2 separate regions of the Homo sapiens genome follow, and region 1 is linked to region 2. The links are chromatin contacts, found by Hi-C or POLR2A ChIA-PET in ENCODE. All regions are on one chromosome and are shown on one strand. The core of a region is the stretch at or near the end of the contact, and the rest is flanking DNA. Distances in the headings are between cores, read along the strand shown. Region 1 overlaps ACOXL (acyl-CoA oxidase like). Region 2 overlaps ACOXL (acyl-CoA oxidase like).

The links. A loop is a pair of places that touch in the nucleus more often than their neighbours do. ChIA-PET counts read pairs that join two places held with the same protein, here RNA polymerase II (POLR2A). Pooled maps may share reads with other maps.
Region 1: a loop to region 2 is called in a map with no recorded cell type, with 4 times the contacts of the local background. The contact joins two enhancer-like sites. A Hi-C loop is called at or near these places in 2 of 168 maps with a recorded cell type or tissue (heart right ventricle and psoas muscle), 17 of 37 single-sample maps with no recorded cell type and 8 of 50 pooled maps. POLR2A ChIA-PET finds 5 or more read pairs at or near these places in 2 of 52 experiments (H1 and activated CD4-positive, alpha-beta T cell).

The regions. Positions count from the first base shown.
Region 1 is chr2:111,027,397-111,031,167 of GRCh38, reverse strand. The region is part of intron 14 of ACOXL (acyl-CoA oxidase like); the gene reads right to left. Among named protein-coding and RNA genes, the nearest start is that of ACOXL-AS1, 86 kb to the left of the region's middle. Within about 2 kb of position 1,462, at least 3 of the 41 ENCODE cell types and tissues checked have a DNase peak (open chromatin) inside an H3K27ac peak, as active enhancers do.
Region 2 is chr2:110,856,726-110,860,580 of GRCh38, reverse strand. All of the region lies in intron 10 of ACOXL (acyl-CoA oxidase like), which reads right to left. Among named protein-coding and RNA genes, the nearest start is that of ACOXL, 130 kb to the right of the region's middle. RefSeq lists an enhancer at 810-1,327. Within about 2 kb of position 2,085, at least 2 of the 41 ENCODE cell types and tissues checked have a DNase peak (open chromatin) inside an H3K27ac peak, as active enhancers do.

The DNA of each region.
Region 1 (3,771 bases), core at 213-2,712, 170 kb before region 2:
GGCACTGACTAGCTGCCATGTTTGATATATGTGAGGAATTAACATAAACCTGGAGATAGGATCCAGAGTGATGGGGATGTCATTTATGCATGTGACAAATAGCTTTTCTGCATCTACTCTGTGCAAGATAGTCTTTCAATCACTCTAATGAAGCGAGTCTTTTTTCTTTGCTTTGTGTTTTAGTTGGAGGGAAGTGAGGACATATTAATATAACTAGAGTAAAATAAGAATGAAGAAGGCACAGAGAACAGAAAGATACCGAATCACAAAACTAGTAATTACCATCATTTAGGAGGAGCTGAAGGTCTCAGATTCTTATCTGACCAGACAGGAGAGTTAAATGTGGCCCGTAAAACTTTTCTTTGTTCCTTCTTGACTTTCTTTGTTTCGAAAACCACATGGGTTTAATACTTAAACTTTTAGCATTTTTTTTTTTGTGCTCAAGGAAATAACTCAAATAGAAAGTTACACTCAATGTATCTGCTTCTCATTTGTATTTAACTCACACCCTGACGTGCCCTCTCAGTTAAATAGTTACTTGCTTCCCTGCAGCTCTGCGGTTTCTGCGGGGCCTGGAGATCCACATGTAAAATCCCTGCTGTAACACAGTGCTTTGTGCTCCGGTGGAAAAACAGCGCTGCTGAAAGCCTCTACCCATGTATAATTTAGCAACATCACCTGGGGCCGCAGGCACAGTTTGGAGGACAATGTCATGGGTGCCTCGGGATCCACACCTAACTGGGGCATCTCATGACAATCGAGGGAAAGGATAATGTCTGCTTTGCTCCCTGAATTGATATCTCTCTGCACTGGTGTCACAATTACAACTGAAAGGGTGTGGCAGATGCATGCAACTCTCAGGGAACAGCCTGCAGCAGAACATCTTGGCAGGGGGAGGACAAGAGCTGGCCAGACACTTCTGGAAGTTCTGGAAGGAGATGCTGAAGCTCTACCCATTCCACTGTAAAGGACAACACCAGGAAATCCCAGTTAATATGGTTTAACCTCCTAATCATGCACCGACTATCCCCCACCATTGCATGGGAGGCAGAGAAGAATAAAACACTGTGCACATGTGTCCAAATAGAATCAAGGGCACTTTTTAATTGCTTTTTTTTTTTAAACTCAATGTGTAGAGTAAGTTTTTCACTGGCCTGATCAAAAGAAAACCAGGGACAGAAAACTAACTGGCTGTGCAATGCAGACCCCTGCCTGAAGAAGGGACTTCAGGTGGGAAACTTTGCAGAAAGCCCTGTGCAAAGCTGGCTACAACTGCACCCCTCAGAGTATGAGGAAAAAGGAAAAAAAACCACAACAAGTTCAAGTGAAGAGGAAAGGCCCCTTGAAGGCCTACCAGCCAGCTCCCAAGTGCTCTTCCTTATATGTCAATATCTTGGTGCTGTTGCAGGACATTGGAGCAGGCTCAGTGTAACCTCACCCCTGCTGGCAAGAGGCTCCCTGGCCCCACCTCCAGACCCGCCCCAGGCAGGAAGAAGAGCACCCAGGTCTTGGGGCATGCTGATGGAAAGGCAGCATTCCTAGAATAGGAAAGCAACTGACTGAGAAGCCTCTGTCCCCTTGAATTAGAGTTTATTGGTAGGAAATAAGAGGCTGAAGCCAACTGCGGGCTTCACAGTGATCCTCACGCCCAGATGGGCTGACCTAGGAGCAGTATAGGCTCTACACACCATTCTGCTGTCAAGTGGTCAAAATGAACGCATCAGAAGGTCAAATTCTGGCTCGGCCTCCAAGTGCAGAGACAGCATTAACTTCGAGAGTATTGCTGGCAACCATTATAACCCTCTAATTGCCTATGCAATGCACAAGATTTTAAAATATATGTATTGCACAAACAATATTGTGAAACAACAGAAATCAACTCTCTCATCTTAAAAAAACCTTAATACGAGGTTCCAGGAGGGGATTTAAAAAATGATATGGCTGTTCTTTGCTTCAGGCAATAAACATGCTACTGAAAACCTATGTGTAAATACAGTCTTATGCCAACTAAGTCCTTCTTAAAAATGCACCAGAAAACAGGCTCTGTTTTAAGCACTTAATTGTATTTGCTCATTAAGTCTTCAGAAGCTCTGGAAGTAGATTTTATTAAGATCTTCATTTTGCAGGTAGGAAATTGCAACACAGAAATGTTCAGTAACTTGGACAAGGTTGCAGAGCTGAGTTGGAACAGGGTGCCCAGGCCTCTGAGCCCACATCCCTAACCATGGGCTACACTGCCTCCCAATGGACTGAGAGTGAGTTAGTTCCCTGGCAAAACCTGCCCCTCCCAAGCATGCTGTTTATAAAGATGGATGATCACACATGGTCACATTTAATATCAACAACATCCCATACTTAAATCTTTGAATGAAAAGATATGACTATTTCCTGATAAAGCATCACACAGCTAAGACAAAGAGCTGAATGCATAAAGAAGTTTCCCCATATCCATTCGCCTTTCTTTTCTTGAAAAGCCTCAAATAGATTTGGGCAGCCATACAGCCAATTAAAAAAATACTTTCCTGCAGAGGATCTACAAAAAATGTCAGCTAACATCATACTTAAAGGTAAAGGCTGAGTGCTTTCCCCTTAAGTTCAAGTAGAAGATGAGGATTCTGTTATCAGCACTTCCTTTCAACACCAAAATGGAGATTCTAGCCAGGGCAATAAGGCAAGAAAAGGAAATTAAAGGAGATTAAAAAGGAATAAGTAGGCCAGGCACAGTGGCTTAAACCTGCAAACCCAGCACTTTGGGAGGCCGAGGAGCTCAGAGGGCTGAGGTGGGAGGATTGCTTGAGCCTGGGTATACTGAGCCAAGATCATGCCATTGCACTCTAGCCTGGGTGACACAGTGAGACCCTGTCTCAAAAAAACTCCAAAACAAACAAAAAGGAGTAAGTAAGACTGACTCCACTCAAAAAGACATGATTGTCTATGTAGAAAAATCTTAAGAAATATTTATTTATTTATTTATTTTTGAGACAGGGTCTCACTCCTGTCACCCAGGCTTGACTGCAGTGGCATGATCATGGCTCACTGCAGCCTTGACCTCCTGGGTTCTTGCAATCCTCCCAACCTCAGCCTTCTGGGTAGCCGGGACTACAGGTGCACAACACCATGCATGGCTAACTCTTCTGAATTTTCAGTAGAGATAGGGTCTTGCTGTGTTGCTGGATCTGGTCTCAAACTCCTGGGCTCGAGTGATCTGCCAGCATTGGCCTCCCAAAGTTGCTGGAATTACAGGTGTGAGCCACTGTGCCCAGCCTAAGAAATATATAATAAAGCTGTTAGAGAAATAGGAGCACAGGAGAACCAAGGTGACATCATTTTAAAATCAACTCCATCTTAAAACTAGCAAGGCACATTCCTTGCCAGTCATGAACCATGGTCATAAGATGTTTACAGTTGAGAAAACAGCTTAAATGTACCTGAAAGAACACAATCTTACAACAAAGGAAAGTCCAGATGTCCCAATAACCATAACGATATATGATTTTAAGATAATTATATTTATGCTTTGAGGTACTTATTCAATAAAAAAAACAAGGGGCCAAGTGCGGTGGCTCACGCCTGTAATCCCAGCACTTTGGGAGGCTGAGGTGGGCAGATCACGAGGTCAGGAGTTCGAGCCTAGCCTGGCCAATATGGTGAAACCCTGTCTCTACCAAAAATACAAAAATTAGCTGGGTGTGGTGGCACACACCTGTAGTCCCAGCTACCCGGGAGGCTGAGGCAGAAGAATCGCTTGAACACAGGAGGTGGAGGTTGTAG
Region 2 (3,855 bases), core at 836-3,335:
TTGGGGACAGCAAGCAATGTCTCAGCCCAGGCCAGGCTCAGAGTGGCCACTCCGAAAAGGTCCAAATGACCAAGGTGATGCACAGACACCCCAGCCTCTTACTGCAGCTGCGGTGGAGCCTTTTCCTGGGTCTCTACACAGGATTAGAAAATGGCTATTCAAGGCTGGGCGCGGTGGCTCATGCCTGTAATCCTGTAATCCCAGCACTTTGGGAGGCCAAGGCGAATGGATCACTTGAGGTCGGGAGTTCAAGACCAGCCTGGCCAACATGGTGAAACCTCGTCTCTACTAAAAATACAAAAGTTAACCAGGTGTGGTGGCAGGTGCCTGTAGTCCCAGCTACTTGGGAGGCTGAGGCAGGAGAATTGCTTGATCCCAGGAGGTAGAGGTTGCAGTGAGCTGAGATGGCACCATTGCACTCCAGCCTGGGCAACAGAGCAAGACTCCACCTCAAAACAAAAACAAAAAGGCTATTTAGGCGACAACCCCACAGCACACACAAATGGAAATCTTATACTGGATAAAAGCACAAAATGTGAAACCAGTGCTGCAAAGTCACAGATAGGAAGCAGGAAGGGAAAGACAGGGTTGGGAGTAGGCAGGTTGTGAGAACCGGGCTGAGGTTACTGGGGCATCTCTGTGGCTGAAGAAGGGCAAGGAAATGGCTTTCCAAGGATTCTAGAAGCCGCCTCCTCTCTTCCCTCTTCGGTGAGTCTGAGGGATGCCTGGGGAGTCCTAGCATTGATCCCACAGGCCAGGAACTTGGTTGCCACCCTCAGATGCAAGGTGAGCATCACACTCCTTAGCCTGGGGTCCTGCTGGGGTGCCAAGCGCCTGGTGAGCAAAGACCCCTCAGCAAATAAGACCTTATGTCTGCCATCCAACCCTCTTGTTTGCAGAGCATCCTAAAATACGATTCCACAAGTTGGAAATGGAATCGGGTTTCACCACTGGCAAAGCCCCTCTCCATGCAGCCGGCTGCCGTCAACAGCAGCTGCATTTCCTCCGCCCTTCTCCCTAGGCACCCAGTTGGTTTTCCTCCTTCTCCTTCCTCCAGGTGTGCTCTTGCCAGAGCTTGCCCCAATAAGTCTCCCTTTCATAGTGTTCTGATGAATAGATTGTCTGTGTTTTCTTTTGCCTTCTTGTTAATGGCCTGAACTATCCTCCAGCAACCCAGCTGTGCATGTCAAATAAAATGTATTGGGGTCAGATGGATCCTCACATAGCACTGAAATGCACAGCACACGAAACAAAGCACATCTAGCCACCACTCGCACACTCTAGAAAGCTACGCTCAGAAGCAGCACAACTGCCACAAAAGCCACCCAGACTACACAGCGTCCGGTCAAATGGCATCTTTTCATATCATCAGTCCATTCTCTTTCTCTTTGTTTTGGATTTTTCAAATATGGTTATGCAAAAGGTTTCTGTTTTTAAACTCACTATGCAAATACTAACATTTTACAAAGCCCAGGCAGATAAAATCAGCTCAGGTTGAACGTATCCTAAACGCAGAGCTATAACTGATTCAACTTTGCAATTTGACCTTTAATTGTCATATAGAAATGGAGAAACGCATGTAGATGAGTGGCGAATTTTATTGTGTTATATACAAAGGTACCGCCTCGCACGAAGCATGCAAACTCTCTTCAAAGGATTAAATATTTCAAAACTGAAGGAAAATGAGAAGGCAGGCTTCCTGTTTGAGACACACAGAGGAAGAGGGGTCTTTTAAACCTGTAATAAAACAGGTGGGCTTAAGAAACTCAGAAAAAGGTGTAAGGAAATATACTCTGCCTGGCACCGTGATATTTTAAAGAAATAACATTTGTATTTTGTTCCATAACTAAATCGAATCAGCTAACGCCATAGGGAAAGTACATGTGTTTGCAACGCAGCCCAGAGTCAGCTTGTTACATCTGACTCTCTGTTCTGGTTACAAACATCTCTCTGTTCAGCCTGCTGGTGCATACAGACACTCTCACAGCTGAGGACAGATGTGGCTAGCAACGCCTTGTGAAGCAAATGTCAGGCAGCAGACTGCTACCACAGGCTCACACACCTGCAGGTGACATCACCGAGCTTTATCTTACCCCAGAAATCTATTAACATGCAGAAACAAGTGTCACCCAACCAAAACCCACTCTTAGAAAGCATTGGCCTCATCAGCGTGAGAAGGGAAATGACAAACGAGATGCGGAACTTCCACTCAGCTCCACGTCTGTCTCGGGGAGTAGGAAGGATCCCCTGTTCCCCACCCGGACTTCCCAGGACACCTGTTCTCTAACATCGAAAGGATGTCAGATGCAGCCAGAACAAACAAAAGCTTTGGAGAAAACTCCATTTCCTGGATATTGCCTTTTTCCTTTGTTTCAGGGAATTTTGTCTTTTGCAGCAAAAAGTAGCTAATACCAGTGAGTTTTCACTAATTTCTTGTCCCCGAAACAGATATCTTCTTTGGCTGTAACTAGGCAGATAGCAGGTACTCGATATATGTCCAGAGCACCTAAAAAATGATATATATCTGAGATGCACTTTAAGGTACCCTAGCCAGCATCCAGGCACAGTGGCTCACATCTGTAATCCCAGCACTTTGGGAGGCCGAGGTGGGTGGATTGCTTGAGGCCAGGAGTTCAAGACCAGCCTGGGCAACATGGCAAAATCCTGTCTCTACAAAAAATACAAAAATGAGCTGGGCGTGGTGGTACACGCCTATGCTTCCATCTGCTCGGGAGGCTGAGGTGAGAGGATGGCTTGAGCCTGGGAAGCAGAGGTTGCAGTGAGCCGAGATCAGGCCACCGAACTCCAGCCTGGGCAACAGAGCCAGGCCCTGTCTCAATCAATCAATCAATCAATTAATCAACAAAAACTATGTTAAAAATAAATAAATAAATAAAATACTCTAGCCAGAGATAAAAGGGAGGATAGGGTGAACTAAAACTGTCAAAATGTTGATAATTGTAGAAACTAAGAGACAAATAATAGGGAATCCACTATGCTACTCTCCCTCGTGTTTAAAATTTTCCATAATAAAAATATTTTTTAAACGTGTAGCAAGATTTCCAGTTGTTGGCCCAAACCCTCTTCCTCCCATCCTTGGTAATAAAGTCCTAAGTCTGCTCATGTAACCTACTCTTCTCTATGGAGCCACTAACTAACCCAATCACAGTCACCCCAATGCTTCTTGCCTTTGATGGCCTTAGGAATGGACGGATGGGTTTATCTGGCCAATGAGAGATGAAGGAAAGTCTCTTGAAGGGTTTCCGGAAAAAAAGTTTCCATGCTGCTAAAAAATGACATATGGGAAAACACGGGTCCCCCTTTTCTCAATCTTCTACATCTATATGTGAGAGCAAGAACCTCAGCAGCCATATTGTGACCATGAGTGAGTCGGTCAAAGACAAAACTGACATGTTGAGTTGCAGAGAAGAAAGATCAAAGCCACTCTGGTCCTTGAGGTGTCACGGAGCCCCTGAAATAACCACCCTGAAACTGCCCCACTTCAGGAATCATTAAGAGAGAAAACAATCCACTTCCTATCTAAAATAGTTAAGCCAGGGTCATAGCTAAAGGCATCCTACCTGATACGAAATAACTGTTTGATGAATGAAGAATGAATAAGACTCCAAAGCACAAAGAATTGTCAGAGAGTCTTAACAGCATCATCTGAGTCTTAGAAAAATCAATGTCCTTGGAATCCCATACAAGAGTTGGGATTTACATTGTATATTCTCTTTGCACACAGGGTCTTCTGGCTTTTACAGTAGGTCCCCCTTCTGTACCGGGGATACATTCCAAAACTCCACTAAATGTTTAAAACCAGGGAGAGTACTGAACCCCACTGCCAACCAGACA